Regions from separate parts of the Homo sapiens genome. Here region 2 is linked to region 1. The links are chromatin loops, found by intact Hi-C in ENCODE. Cell type or tissue: heart left ventricle. All regions are shown on one strand. Each heading gives the region's core, and the rest is flanking DNA. Links, peaks and the distances in the headings are about the cores only. Region 1 has its middle 10 kb from the start of ELF4. Region 2 holds the start of XPNPEP2 (X-prolyl aminopeptidase 2).

What was found. Peaks named below come from ENCODE experiments on the same cell type or tissue, not always from the same donor. Only the 100,000 strongest peaks of a DNase experiment are listed, where the experiment ranks them.
Region 2: a loop joins it to region 1, with 5 times the contacts of the local background. A loop is called at or near these places in 1 of 110 quality-filtered maps.

What each region holds. Positions count from the first base shown.
Region 1 is chrX:130,116,643-130,124,368 of GRCh38, reverse strand. It overlaps a transcript of RAB33A not described here. Among named protein-coding and RNA genes, the nearest start is that of ELF4, 10 kb to the right of the region's middle. RefSeq lists silencers at 3,124-3,333, 3,323-3,462 and an enhancer at 3,613-3,712. In heart left ventricle, for the core only: CTCF peaks have their summits at 3,263 and 3,481; a DNase peak (open chromatin) is centred at 3,368; H3K4me3 peaks cover 1,222 bases; H3K27ac peaks cover 1,277 bases.
Region 2 is chrX:129,731,540-129,739,265 of GRCh38, reverse strand. XPNPEP2 (X-prolyl aminopeptidase 2) reads right to left here and starts at 287. Exons shown (of 21, transcript NM_003399.6): 1 at 4-287. The coding sequence starts at 52. RefSeq lists an enhancer at 1,008-1,057. In heart left ventricle, for the core only: no CTCF peak of the experiment used is centred there; no DNase peak of the experiment used is centred there.

The sequences.
Region 1 (7,726 bases), core at 1,635-5,634:
TAGGTATTGAATTTATAAATAATATACAAATAAATGTATTCATTTCTTTAACATTTTCTGAGCAACTAATGTATGCCATAGTACTGTACTAGGCTCTGGAGATAGGAAGATGAGTAATATATTGTCCCTGTCTTCCTTCAATGGCTTTATAACCGAGTGGTGGCCACAGACAAGTCAACAGGGATTATCAGTGTCACCTAACTGCTGGGAGTATGATAAGTGAGTTCCGATTGGAACTTCATTGCTTCTCCAGTTGCTTTACTGTTCTGCTTCTATCTATTCTAGGCATTTTTAAAAATAGAGATGGGGTCTCACTTTGTTGCCTAGGCTGTTCCCAAACTCCTGGGTTCAAGCGATCCTCCCACCTCAGCCTCCCATAGTGCTGGGATTACTGGCATGAGCCACTGTGCCCAGCCTATTCTAGGCTTTTCCTTCACCTACCAAATCATAGTTCCCCCGTTTTATGGTTGTGTCTTCTCTGTCATCACTTTGGAAAGAATATGGAGAGTGCTCTGCTTCATAGAGGATGGTGCTGACATTCCTTTCACCCAGAGATTACACATCTTCCTCTTCACTCTTCCTCAGATCTTTCATTCTCCCTCCTCGTCTCAGAATCTCTGCAGTCTTCCCCTCTTGTTTTCCTTTTTTTTTTTTTTTTTTTTTTTTTTGAGACAGAGTCTCCCTCTGTCACCCAGGCTGGAGTGTAGTGAGTGGTGTGATCTCAGCTCACTGCAACCTCCACCTCCCGGGTTCAAGCGATTCTCCTGCCTCAGCCTCCCGAATAGCTGAGATTACAGGTGCCCACCACCATGCCGCCATGCTAATTTTTTTTGTATTCTTAATAGAGATGGGATTTTGCCATGTTGGCCAGGCTGGTCTTGAACTCCTGACCTCAGTGATCCATCTCGGCCTCCCACAGTGTTGGGATTACAGGCGTGAGCCACCGTGCCTGGCCACCCCTTGTTTCCCTTTTCCCTGTGTTTCCTCTTTGGGTTCCAGGGGCTGCTCCCTGCTCGTGTGTTTTCTCCCAAAGCAGAGGAGCACAGTGAAAAGAACACTCTTCCAGATTTCAGCCGCAGTGCTGCCGCTCACTGCCTGGATGGCTTTGGGCAACTAGTTTCTGAGCTCTCTGCTTCCTCATCTGTAAAATGAGAGAACAGACTAGGTCATCTCTCACCTTCAGCCCTGACCTCCTTTGTCTGCAACAGTCTTTCAGTGTTTGCATGGGACTTTCTTCATCTCTCCATCTCTCAGTTGCTGTTTACCTCTAAGGTCTAGAGAGGCTGCCAATGGAACCCAAAGCCCTTGGCAGCCATCTCCCCATGCCTCTGCTGTCCCTTTGGCTCTACTAGATGTACAGGTTTTGCTGGTTTTTGTTTTTAGTTTATGGCTTTTGTTTATAGTTTATTTTTCTTTGACCTACCCAGTTACATTTGGACCTGGGACCCCTAGAAATTGTACATTGTACATTGTCTTATTTCCTCTCCATGGAGAGTTTCACAGCCTCGAAACTGGGTTCCATGAAACAGGTCATCCTTCAGCCCCTAAGCTAAAGTTTGGCTTCAAATCCAGAATTTCCCCCAAGGAAGGCTTGACAGTGGGACTGTTGTCAGCCATGATCCTAGCACATACATTCCTACAGGCTCCCAATCCCCAACAAACATGCCCTACAGAGCTGCTGTGTGGACAGCCATCATAACCCAGGCTTTCAACCTAATACCAAGGTAGGAGCTCAGAAAAGCTCCCTCATGCTATATAAGCCCAAGCCTTGAGACCAGCCCTTCTACCTCCCACCCCCCCTTGCTCCTAGTCCATGGCCATTTCCATATTGACCATGGCCTTGGCAGAGCCGTGCCCTGAAGTGCAGTGACAAGCAAGTCAGGAAGCTTGCAAACTTCAACACCCAGCTTTGGCTCTTATCATACAGACAAAAGGAAAGTGCATACAGGCAAACAATGCCAATCCAGTACCATGATTTGCTAGGTGGGAAAGGATGCTTACGGACTATGCCCCTCTGGAAGGAAAGGGGAGCTTTAGGTGTTTCAGAGGCCAGCAGGGCTCCTCTAGCTTGAAGCCTTCCCTGGCCTGGGCCTGAGGCCCTTAGGCACCTTGTTGAAACTAATATTCTAAGCAACCAGGGTGTGATTCTGGTTTCCCACCCCAGTGGAGAGGTGATGAGACAATCCAATCCTCTCATCCCTTCCACTGTCCTCAAATTAGTGTCACAAGGGGGTGGTATGAAAACCCGGACTCCTGGGCCTCCAAGTCACCCCCACCCTATCCTGAACTGGTCCACTATCAAGTTCCAGGAGAAAGGGCCAGTGACCTCTCAGATGATCGGCTCGACTTGCTGCTGGGGTCCAGAACAGCTCAAGGCTCAGAACACTCCACACTTGTCCCTTCAGTGGCAGAAGCTGTTCCAAATCCCGCCTGAAGCAAGCCCATGTTCTCACTTGTTCATTGGAACAGGTGGTTCTAAAGAAGAGCCACCAGCTTCCAGGTGAACTCCTCAGGCAGTCCCAAGGTTCTGAAGAGGGAAGGGGATCCCCAGACCCCTTCCCTTGGGCAGGCACTCCCTGAATGCAGTGGCTAATTACAAAAGGATACCTTAGTGAGAGCTTTGCCCAATCTTGCAAACATGCAATTCCCTCCTGGGCATTCCCTGTGCACCCCTAGAACAGCACAGGTGGCCAGGTTGGAACAGGGGCGCGGAGATCTCCACGGGGACTCCCACGCGCCACCGCCCTCCCAGCTGCCCCACCGAATCCTTCCCGGGGAGCCCAGAGCCGCTCCAGTTCGCCTGTCGGGACGGGAGGAAGAGGGGAGGCGGGAGCAGAAAGAAAGGATTCCAGCACTTTGGGAGGCTGAGGCGGGCGGATCACCTGAGGTCAGGAGTTCGCGACCAGCCTGGCCAACGTGGTGAAACCCTGTCTCTACTAAAAATGCAAAAGTTAGCTGGGCGTGGTGGTGGGCGCCTGTAATTCGAGCTACTCCGGAGGCTGAGGCAGGAGAATCGCTTGAACCCGGGGGTGGGGTGCGGAGGTTACAGTGAGCCAAGATCGCGCCACTGCAGCCTGAGCGAAAGAGCGAGACTCCGCCAAAAAAAAAAAAAAAAAGAAAAGAAAAGAAAAAAAAGAAAGGATTGAGGGGAAGTTTCAAAGGGTGTGCCGGGGACCGGGGAAGAGTCTCATTCTCATGAGTCAGCGGATCCGGCCCAGTGTGACTTCACTGCTTCCCCAGAAGAGGCGCCCAGGGCAGGAGGCCGCTCAGAGCGCAGCAGCAGGAGTGGAAGCTCGGGGCGCTGGCTGCCTGCGCCGGGCAGGGCGCGGGACAAGGCTTGGGGCTGGGCTGGTCAGGCCGCTTGGGGCTGAGGCGGCGAAGGGAGGCCGCGTGCCAGCGAGGAAAGCTGGGGGCAGAGGAGCCGATATCTCCTCCTCCTGCTGCTCCTCCTTGGACGACAGTTCCCGCCGCCGCCGCCGCGTTCCGCGTGCAGGTGGCGCTGCAGAGGCGCCCGGGCGCACTGCTGGGCGGGTGGGCACGCTCAGCCCCACCAGGATCCGGGCTTGGAAGGCGCGCGAGCCTAGAAAGGGGGTAGCGAGAAAAAGGCCACCAGCCCCCGCTGCTTCTCAGGCCGTCCCCGAACTCGAGAGAAGGACGCGCTCCCACCCCACTGGCGGGAGAGTACGGAGATCAGCCCCGCGGCCGAGCGCCCCAGGTCGGGGGCTGGTTCCTGCGCGCTTCTGCAAAGTCCCTCGAGCCACCTCGCAGGCCCCACAGAGCCCCGGGCGGCTCCTAACTTCAGCAAAGGAATTGCAGTTTCGGGCGGTCTTTGCTCTCTGGGGATGGCGCTCTTGACCCGCAGGCAGTAGAATGGAAACTTTGAGTCGTGTCTGGGGCGTTGGGGGTGGGTTTCCCTGAACAGCCACTCTCTAGCCTGGCTCCCATGAGACTTAGAACGCATCTCCAGCACAGGGGATGCAGACTGTGGCCAAGGCTGGGGCGCAGCCTGAGACTCGGCTCGGCCGACATGAGAGGTAGAGGCTCTGCTTAAGTCCGGATCTAGAGGGACAGTTAGGTGGTCCGTGCTTGTCAATCCGGTCTTCTGCAGCTATATAAGGAAAAAAGAAAAAAAAACAAAAAACAAAAAAACAAAACAAAAAACTAAGGGCTTATCTGGGGCTCAAACTTGCAACCTCTGTCTTCATAGATAGAACTTCGTGTCCTAACTCCTTGCAGGCCCTGAGCTCTAGAAGCCATGATGCTGCCTTGGACATCCTCGTGGTGCTTGGTGGTTATGAGGTGGCTGTTTAGTTAACATATTGAGAATATCAAGGCACAAAAATAACCTTGTGGCCAGAACCTGTGGGGAAAAGTTGTTGAGGGCTCCAACCTCGCCCTTTCCAGAAGCTAGAGTGGCCACTTCTGTGATACAACTTGACATATAAAATCTATGGGCAGAGTGTGTCCCTCTTTTCTGTGCCAAGAAATAAAAGCTGCACCCCGTGTTAGCATTCTGGGTGCCTCTCCTCCCCTCTCAGTCCATCCAGTTCTCCTGCTTTCAGGGTGTGCAAAACCATCTGAGAAAGTCATCTAAAGACTTCCCATAAAGAAAGGGAAGGGGCGGGGGGAATCCAAAGGATCCTAAACGTTCCCAGGTCTCACTGTGTGCCAGGAGAAATACCGCCTGTCTCCCGCCCAGACCTCAGAGCCCGGGCCTTTTTCCTACAGGGCGGTGCCCAGCTATTCCTGGAAGCCCCCTCCTTTCTACCAGACCCCTCCCCAAGGTGTCTCCTCCCAGAGCACCATCGAGGAGAAAGATCAGATCAGCAAAGCTTGACGTCCCCCTGCCCCCTCTTTCTGTCCCCAATCTGACCTGCAGTCTCAGCCTCTGCCCTCTCCTGATGCCACGGCGCTGGCTTCTTCTCCCAGAGCAGGACCTGAGCGGTGAGCTCTTCCCCAAGCCCCCCTAGGTGACCAGGAGAGGATCTGATAAACTAATTTGTGTTAATGTGATAATGGGAGCTAATGGGGTCACGTGCTAACCACGGGTCCAAGTTCTAACTCAGCATCACAAACTCAACCCCAAGTTAAGGCTGCAGAGATGGGAATTTTGGGCTGACTAATCTCCACAGCTGGCTGGAGGGGGTGGGGGAGTGGGAGGAACCGAAGCCCCTGGACGATCCCAGGGTCTGGTGCCTTTGAGCTGCTGTCTCGGTTTCAGTTTCATCCTTGGCTGACACATTCCTCCGAAGAGTGGAATTGCTTTGGTTTCCCTCCAGCCCCTCTCCCGTCCCTGGCCACCTCCGTCTTGGACTGCTAGCTCCCCTCGGTCAGCCCTTCTCTTCGTGAGGGGAGAGATGGGAAGATAATTTGGCAGCGACGAGGAAAAAATGTACACGTAGACATCCTGAGACGCACAGGCTCACATACCATACTGCTTTGCAGACAGACATGTGCACATGCCCTCCACGAACACACATGCATGCACGAGGGGACCCGACATCCAAGACTTGAGCCCACACACACACAGGCATATGCACACACATGCACACCCCGAACACAGTTATGCCCTCACTCACATCTGTGAGACCCACACAGACACGCACATAGGCAGGCAAGGCCCAGAGAGCCATGTTGCACACAGACCCACATGCACACTCATACACCCTCACACACACAAACCAGCAGCAGCCGCCGAGTTGGATGGCTTCCTCAAAAGAGGGCTGGAAAGCTTGTTTGCTGCCAGCAAAGGGGCCTAGACATTCCGTGAAGTGACTCATACTGCACCTTTATACACATTGTTATATTTTTCTGCATTCAACAACAACAACCCTCAACCCCGATGTGGGGGCAGGGTGGGGAAACTGAAGAGTGGCTGCATTTCCACTGGGCCTCTGCTATGCCTCTGTCTAGCAAATGTTTCAGGCCTGTCCTCACTTCTCAGTGGATTGTGGCAATCCCAAAGAGCAGAATTGTCTACCTCCTGGTACAAACCTCAGCCCAGGCCTGCCCCTTGGGAGGATGCAGAGTGGATGAAATTGGGGGCTGATGAGTTCCCCTCATAGACAATCCCCCATCCTACCTCATCCCTAGTCCTGGATATCTGGGGCCAGGCCCCATGGTCCCCTGTGGTGTCCCAGTCTGAGCCCCTCCTGATCTCTCCTCTCCAAGTGCCCTCCCCAACTCTCCTGAATCTGGCTTTACTGCCACCTGCTTGCACACTTCCGGGCAGTGGCATTCACTTTATATAATACGTAGAGCCCCGTGCAGTGTGACTGGAGGCCCCTCCCTTCCCCTGGGTCTCTTCTCCATCTGAGGAAGAGATGTCAGCTTGATGGCTACTTGTGTCCCCATCCCCCAGCACACTCAAGGGCCTGCAGAAATTCACTTTGTGCTCACTCCGGCAAAACCTCCCTGTGTTGACAATCTTGGTCCGCCTGCACCGGGCTGTGGGGAGATCAGCTAAGGCCAGGGCCTCCCCAGCTTCACTCTGAGGACACATCAGAGGTCAAAGAGATGACACAGGACAGGTGTTGGGCCAGCAGTTATTCATGGCTGAGGGGTTAACTCTGGCACCACTGGACAGAAGCCCCAAACCCCTGAATGCTGCAATGCCTCTGATAGGAGCCCAGGGCAGGTGCCTGCCTCTTTGCCCTGGTCCCAGGGACTTTTGCAGGCTGAGCTTTGGCTCCAAGGTAGGAGTTGGGGATCAGTGGAGTTAGAGACTCCAGGGGGCTTGCCCTCATCTCATTTGCTGACTCTGCCTAAAGCCAGTTCGTCCTCATTTTTTTTTTTCTTTTCAAATGAACCACAGGTTTGTGTCTTTCCATCTCCCACACCCTCCAAATTTCCCACCATCCCAGAGGGCCCTCCTGAAGAACACGGAATCTGTTTCCCAAACAACAGGCCCACTCCCCAGCTGTCGGGGGTTGGGGGGTAGTGCCTCCCAGCAGCCACCACGCTCAGGGTGAGCACCTACTCACAGCCAGCAGCGCCTCCTGTGTCGGCATCATCCCCTCCAGGCAGCCAGCCCTCCTGAGCTGCTGTCCAGCTCGAAGACAATTGAAAGCCGGTGATCTTCTGAAGTTTTGTAGGGGCTTTCATGGTGCTGGGAGGAGACATGTATAACTGTTTTTTGTTTTTTTGTTTTTTTGAGATGGAGTCTTTTGCTCTGTCACCCAGGCTGGAGTGCAGTGGCACAATCTCGGCTCACTGCAAGCTCCGCCTCCCAGGTTCACACCATTCTCCTGCTTCAGCCTCCCGCGTAGCTGGGACTACAGGAGCCCGCCACCACGCCCGGCTAATTTTTTGTATTTTTTAATAGAGACAGGGTTTCACCATGTTAGCCAGGATGGTCTCGATCTCCTGACCTCGTGATCCGCCCACCTTGGCCTCCCAAAGTGCTGGGATTACAGGCGTGAGCCACAGCACCCGGCCAATGTATAACTGTTTTAATGATTGTAAACTGAGCAGGGTGGGCTGCAGGGACCGAGTGGCTTTCCAAGAGCCCCAGTCAGGCATGTCTCCCAGCCTATGAGGGTGGTGCAGATGAAAGTTGTGATCTGGGAAGTGGCTACCAACTCCATCCTCTCATCTGCATGCCTGTGCTTTAACCTGAGTCCACCTCCATCCCCAGTACAGGCCAAGGCCACAGACCGTCATCTGTGAAGAAAAGCTTTGGTATAACCAGCCCATGTTGCACACAGATCCACATGCCAAGGAGTTA
Region 2 (7,726 bases), core at 1-4,000, 380 kb after region 1:
TACCACAGAGGAGGACCAGCCAGGGGCAGCAGCCCCAGTGAGCCCGGGCCATAGGGTCTCCAGATGCCGGCGCTGGGTGGATGGAGGGACAAGGGAGAGAGGGAGGGCTCTTTCCCCGGCCTCTTCCTTCAGGCCTTTCCTGGGCTCGAGCAGACAGAGGGTGGGGGCTGGCGTCAAGAAGGAGGCGTCTGGCTGCTGGGTGGAGAGTGCTTCTCTGGTCTTTTGTTTTGGAGGGCTCTGGGAGCCAGGGTGGGCAGAGGAGCTTTGGGCTGCCCGAGGCGGACTGTGCAAGTTCCTAGTCGTGTAGGATAGGGTGTGAGGCTATCCTGGGCAGAGTCCAAAGATCTCAGAGACAGAGGCACAACAGCTGGTCTCAATCAGCCTGCTTTTCCCAGCCCCCTCTCAGCGGCAGAGCCCCAGCCATTCCTTAATTCGGTCCCCTTCCCTCCAGCAAGCTGATTCCCATTAGCTCCCACACTCTGGGCTCTGGCTCCAGCACTGCTTTTGCTGTGGGGATGGAGATTTGCCTCCTGCTGCTGCTCCTTTTCCTCCCCACCTCTTCTTCCTCCTCGTTTTCCTTCTCCTCCTCCTTTTTCCTCCTTCCCCTCCTTTTCTGGGCTCCTCCACTTCCTCTTCTTCTTCCTCCTTTTCCCTCCTCATCCTCCTCCTTTTTTTTTTTTTCCTCCTTGTCCATTTCCTCCTCCTCCTCCTTTTTGCTCTTCCTCCCCCTCCTTTTTTCCTCCCTCTCTTCCTCCAAGCTGACTGGAAAAGCCAGTGTCCTCTCTTCTTGTAGTGCTTGGCAAGTCCCACTGTACCCCTTGGGAAAGTTGGTTGTGACTGGAGAGTTACTTTCTTGAGCTGGGATGAGTCCCCCCAGGAGTGCCCACTCTGAAGAAGTGATGCCAGCTCTTCCCTTGGGATCTGGGGAGTCCCATTCCCCTGCATTTTCTGAACCTGCACTCTGGGGAACCGAGGCTGTTAGAGCCACTCACACCTGGGAGGAAATGAAAGCCCAAAGATGCCCCTATCTGGAGGGTTTGGGGGATGCCACTGAATAGGGAAGAAGACACAGAAAGGGGAGTTTGGGCGCTCTGAGAAGACTAATTTGGTGAACTGGAAATGCTGTTTCTGCTGTAGCTTCTAGAACAGGGATTTGGTTACCCTGAAGTGTGAGTCACTCGTAAACAACACAACTCCCAATGAGGGAAATGGAGAAGCTGAGGCCTGCCTTGTCTTCACGCCCAGCTGAATCAGAGGGCAGCTTCAAGGCAGCTCCTAGTAAATGCTCTACAGAACCCTTGCTCTTTGGGTTCGAGGAAGGTGATTTCCCAGAGAGGAATGCTTTAGAGAGACAAACAGACCCAATGGGGATGGATGCTCACCTAGCCTGGAGGGCCCCAGAGGCAAACTGCCCATTCCTTTTGTTTCTATTTTTATTTTTGAAACAGGGTCTTATTCTGTTGCCCAGGGTGGAGTGCAGTGGCATGTTCTCGGTTCACTGCAACCTCAGCCTCCCGGGCTCAAGTGATTCTCCAGCCTCAGCCTTCTGAGTAGCTGAGACCACAGGTGCGTGTCACCATGCCTGGCCACCATTCCTTTTGTTTCTATTTTTAATGGATTTACAGTCTGCTTATGTCCACATCAAGTGTAAAGCAACTTTCAACCATCCATTCAAGAATGACAAAATAGGCCATTTTGAAGAGGGAAAACGGACCTTCATGGGAGTCTCTGAAGGGGCAGAGTCAAAATGAGTGAGGTGGCCCAGTGAACTTCATTCTCAGGAATAAAAGCAGAGGGCAGGAGCCCACAGCCTCAGAGGACAGACCAGGGACAAGGAGAACATGAGAATGCTGTCATTCAATAACTGCTGAAGCTCCCGCAGCCTTTTCCCCAGGCTCCTCTCTCCCACCCCTTCCAGGACTGGTAATGAAATTATTCCCAGAGACCAGAGCACTGGAAAATGCCCCCTCAAAGACTCCTGCCTCCTCTGTTTGCTGCAGTAGCCATCCTGAAGGGCAAGCAAGCAGGTAGAGCTGATGGGATTTTGCAGGGGAAGACCCCTGAAGATAGCCTTTGAGGACAAACATGGTCCTGTCTTTCTGTCAGTGAACTGAGCCTTGAAACACTGACTTGGGAGCCAATCAGCCTGAGTTTCAATCCCAGCTCTGGCACCCACTAGCTGTGTGATCTTGGGCAAGTGACTTTATCTCCCTGAGTCCCCAGTGTCCTCACCTGTGAGTTGGCATAATAATAGTACTAGCTTCTTAGGGTTGTTATGAGGATTCAATGGGCTAATGTTGGTGATGCTCTCAGAACATGCCTCGCAGAGACAAGAGTAAATGTTCTACAAATGTTTGTTAATTCACATACTAGAACTAAATAAAGCCAGTCTCATCTGTACTTTGTTCTTTCTCTCCCTGGCATCCAGCACTGCTGAAATAGCAGTTGTTAGAGCAAAGATCAGCTGAGCTGAAGGGCCAACCCCCGAAGCAAACAAACTAAACGGGGATTCCACCCCCATCTTCCGGACTCTGCCCAGGGATGGTCCCCACATAATACTCAGCCCTCTGGTTTCATACCTCTGGGTCCCAGCCTTAGCCCTGGTGGCAAAGATAACTTCACTTGCCTTCATCAGCTCCTTCCTTATCTCCCTATCTCGAAACCACTGTCTTTACTCTTATCAGTTGAGAGACTTCAACCCAAGTTGGCAACAGGCTTGAAGTGGAAAGAAATGATTCAACGTGGGGAGGGTTGAATGGCCGAGTCTTTGCATCAAAGTTGTTTGGAAGATGCATGCATCACTGGAGTCTCGCTCTGGCCTACTCAGGCAGTGGACTTCTGCTTGTTTTACTTTTTGGTCCAAAGCTAGCCTAAAGGCCAAATTCTGAAATCAGAGGTGATCTTCTCTAGAGTACCTCCTGTCTGTGCCTCTTATTTTGCACCCTCATGCCACCCCAGGCTTCCAACCTGAGCCTGCCCTCTCTGGGCACCAATGCCTCCTTGACTTCCATCAGAATACACCTTCCTGACTTACATGTTCTCCCACCAGGTGACAACCACTAGGTGTCCTGAATCGCAGCTGAGGTCACAATAACAACTAATGTCATGAGTGTGAATGAGAAAATGCATATAAAGTGACGAGCAAGCAAGGAACTCTAGCACCAGGGATACAAACAGCTTTGCTGTGGGAGCCCCGGGGAAGGGTAGAACCTGGAGGAAGGCCAGGAATCAGAGAGGTGGAGTGAATCTTGGCAGTAGAGGTGCAGAGATGGCATTGCAGGAGGTGGTCACAGGGAAGGACAGCAGTCTAGGGGCAGACTGGCGGCAATAATGTGAAAAGCAGCCTGAGGAAGCACAGGTGGACAGCGCCATGGACTGGAATAGCCGGTGGCAATAGGAAAGTCAGAGACCCAAGGGGGCTATGAGCACTGCAGAGCATCCCCTGGGGATGTCCCAAGTTACTGAGGATGAAATCATGAAATGATACCTGAGGTTCTGCAGTTCTGCAGGTGGGAAGGAGGCTTTTGAGCTAGCACATGCCCAATCTAACTCTTCATGTGACCTCACAGGCTGAGGGACTGGGGACTCTTGGCCTTGTGGGCACAGCATGTGATTGCTGCTTCCGAATTCCCGTTATACCCTCCCATCAGGTTCCAGCATCTCATGCTGGGAGATAGGCAGGGCTCTCAGAAGCAGAAGAGAAGACAGGCTTGGAGAAAAAAAGTGGCTTTGCCCAGGTCCAAGCTGACCTGTGGCAGAGCTGGGACTCAAACCTGGGTCTGGGGAACTTAAAAGCCCATGCTCTGTCCCTTGGACCTCACAGTCACCCCAATCTGAAGATCCTCCATGGCTCCCACTGCCCTCAGGGCAGAATTCAATCTCTTCAGCTTAGTGGCCAAGGTCTTCCTCTCTAACATTATTCATCTCTTCTTGTCCACATTCTCTCCATCCATCAAAGTCCAGCTCAAAATTCATCTTGTCTACCAAGCCCTCATCACCTCAAATTCATCTTGGAGACTCCCATAACATTTTATGGGAGCTTCTGTTTTCAAACCCTGACATTGACCTTTTTCTTTCTCAACAACTCTTCTGTCGTAGGTCACCCATCCCCAAGGGCAGGAGCTTGCTTTTTATAAATGTTTAGACCTGGAACAGGTCCTATCCAGGACAGAGCCCAGCAAAGAGTGGGCTCAGCACAAGTTTGTGGAGTTGATGCAAAACCCCACCATTGTGTGGCCTAGCCTCCCCATCCTTAACCCGAAAGGAATACTCTGAATGGAGGGCAATTTTCCAGCCCCAGAAGGCTGCTGTGGTGCTGTTGGGTGCCTCATCCATCACATCTGCCCTGCTTTGATACAAAGCTACCCTGCCTCTGTGTGTGTGTGTGTGTGTGTGTGTGTGTGTGTGTGTGTGTGTGTGTAGGGTGTGGTCACACAGCAGGGGGAAAGAGCTCATTTCATGGCATTTGATCTTTGGTGCTATGAGGCCCAAGACCTCACCCAGACAGCCAGGCATCAGAGAAGGGAGTTTCTGTCCTCAGGGCGAGGGTTGGACGTCCTTCGCTGTGGTTGGTGGATCCAGTGGTCAGCTCCTTTTCAGCAGCTCACAGCTGCCCATGGCTCCTCCTTCTTCTTGTGAAATCTGTTGGTGATTGTGTTAGACCATTTTGCATTGCTATAAAGAAATACTTGAGATTGGGTAATTTATAAAGAAAAGAGGTTTAATTGGTTCACAGTTCTTCAGGCTGTACAGGAAGCATAGTGCTGGCATCTGCTTTTGGGGAGGCCTTAGGAAGCTTACAATCATGGAAGAAGGCAAAGAGGGAACAGGCATCTCATATGGCAGGACTGGGAGCAAGAGAGAGAGTGAAGGGAAGGTGCTATACACTTTTTTTTTTTTTTTGAGACGGAGTTTCGCTCTGTCACCCAAGCTGGAGTGCAATGGCGTGATCTTGGCTCACTGCAACCTCTGCCTCCCTGGTTCAAGCGATTCTCCTGCCTCAGCCTCCTGAGTAGCTGGGATTATAGGCGCATGCCACCATGCCCCGCTAATTTTTGTATTTTTAGTTGAGATAGGGTTTCACCATGTTGGTCAGGCTAACAACCAGATCTTGTGAGAACTCACTTGATAATGCAAAGACAGCACCAAACCATGAGAGATCCACCCCCATGACTCAAACATCCCCCCCCAGACCCCAATTCCAACACTGAGGATTACAATTCAACATGAGATTTGGCAGGGGCACGTCATTCCACCTTGGTCCCTCAAATGTCATGTCCTTTTCACATTGCAAAATATAGTCCTCTCTTCTCAATAGTCCCCCAAAGTCTTAACTCATTTCAGCATTAACTCCAAAGTCCAAAGTCTCATCTGGAAATGAGTTCCTTCAACCTATGAGCCTGTAAAATAAAAAACAAGTTATTTACTTCCAAGATGCTATGGGGGGGATAGGCATTGAGTAAACATTTTCATTCCAAAAGGGAGAAATTGGGCAAAATAAAGGGCTACAGGCCCCATGCAAGTTTGAAACCCAGCAGGGTAGTCTTTAAATGTCAAAGCTCCAAAATAATCTCCTTCAACTCCAGGTCTCACATCCAGGCCACACTGACACAAGGGGTGGGCTCCCAAGGCCTTGGGCAGCTCTGCCCCTGTAGCTTTTCTGGGTTCGGCACCTGTAGCTGCTTTCACAGTTGTTGAGTGCCTGTGGCTTTTCCAGGTGCAGGGTGCGAGCTGTTGGTGGATCTACCATTCTGAGGTTTGGAGGACCGGGGCCCCCTTCCCACAGCCCCACTAGGCAGTGCCCTCAGTGGAGACTGTACATGGGGGCTCCAACCCCACGTTTCCCCTCTGCACTGTCCTAGCAGAGGTTTTCCATGAGGGCTCTGCCCCTGTAGCAGGCTCTGCCTGGGCACCCAGATTTCCTATACATCTTCTGAAATCTAGGCAGAGGCTGCCAAGCCTCCTTCACTCTTGCACTTTGCACACCTACAGGCTTAATGCCAGACAGAAGCTGCCAAGGCGTACAGCTTACACTTTCTGAAGCAGCAACCTGAGCTGTATCTGGGGACCTTTCAGCCAAGGCTGGAGCTGGAGTGGCCAGGATGCGAGAAGCAGTGTCCAGAGGCTGCTCAGGGCAGCAGGGCCCTAGGCCTGGACCATGAAACCACCTTGGCCTCAGAGCCTGTGATGGGAGGGGCTGCCTCTTAGATCTCTGAAATGTCTTTTTTAGTTATGCAAATATCTCTAGCAAGTGGTTACCCCACAGTCTGCTTGAATTCATCCCCTGAAATTGGGCTTTTCTTTTCTATCACATAGTGAGGGTGCAAATTTTCCAAACTTTTACACTCTGCTTCCCATTTAAATAAAAATTCCAACATTAAGTCATTCCTTTACTCCCACACCTGAGCATAGATTGTTAGAATCAGCCTAGTACCTCTTGAATGTTTTGCTGCTTAGAAATTTCTTCCACCAGATACCCTAAATCATCAATCTGAAGTTCAAAACTCCACAGATCCCTAGGTCATGGATGTGATACAGCCAAGTTCTTTGCTAAGGTATAATACAGGTGACCTTTGTTCCAGTTCCCAATAAGTTCCTCATTTCCATCTGAGACCTCAGCAGCCTGGACTTCACCGTCTACATCACAAACAGCATTTGGGTCACAACCATTTAACTAGTGTCTAAGAAGTTCCAAACTTTCCCTCATCTTCCTATCTTTTTTTGGAGGCCTCCAAACTCTTCTAACTTCTGCCCATTACCCAGTTCCAAAGCCCCTTCCAGATTTTCAGGTATCTTTATAGCAATGCTGCACTTCTTTGGCATCAATTTTCTGTATTAGGCCAATCTTGGATTGCTATAAAGAAATACCTGAGACTGAATAATTTATAGTGAAAAGAGGTTTGATTGGCTTACAGTTCTGTGGGCTGTACAGGAAAGCATAGTGCTGGCATCTGCTTCTGGGAGGGCCTCAGGAAACTTACAATCATGGCAGAAGGCAAAGAGGGAATAGGCATCTCACATGGCAGGAGCAGGAGCAACAGAGAGAGTGGAGAAGGAGATGCCACACACTTTTAAACAACCTGATCACTTGAGAACTCACTGACTATCATGAGGACAGCACTAAACCATGAGGGATCTGCCCCGTGACCCAAACACCTCCACCCAGGCCCCATCTCCAACACTGGGGATTACATTTCAGCATCAGATTTGAAAGAGACATATATTCAAACATTATCAGTGATTATGGTTCAGGAACTTTGCTAGTGAGACCCAGTGGATCTGGCTAGAGCCCCGTGTAGGCCAGTTAGCTTGGTTCACTTCAGTGGTCACAGACTAAGTCAGATCCTGAGCCCTGGCTGAGTCCAAAGCCCAGCCAGGCATGTCACAAACCTATGCTGCCCTCTCAGGGGCCTTGCACTGCATAAGGATGCATGGCGATAGCACCACTGGGGCTCACCAAGGTTCTAGTTGATTTCACTCAACCCTTCATTTGGTGGTCTTTGGGCACTCTCCCAACCTTCTGTCCTCTTCAGGAGCCTGATCTCTTTACTTCTCAGCCATCTTATGCCCCTCTCCTTGCCATCTCCACTCTAGCCATATGCCATTCTTTGAGTCCCTCTTACAGTGTCTCCTCTAGCAACAGGGTCTTTGTTCATTTCTCTTCACCCAGAATACCCACCCTTCCTTCCTCTCTTTACTCTGTGAACTCCTCTTCCTTCCAGTCTTG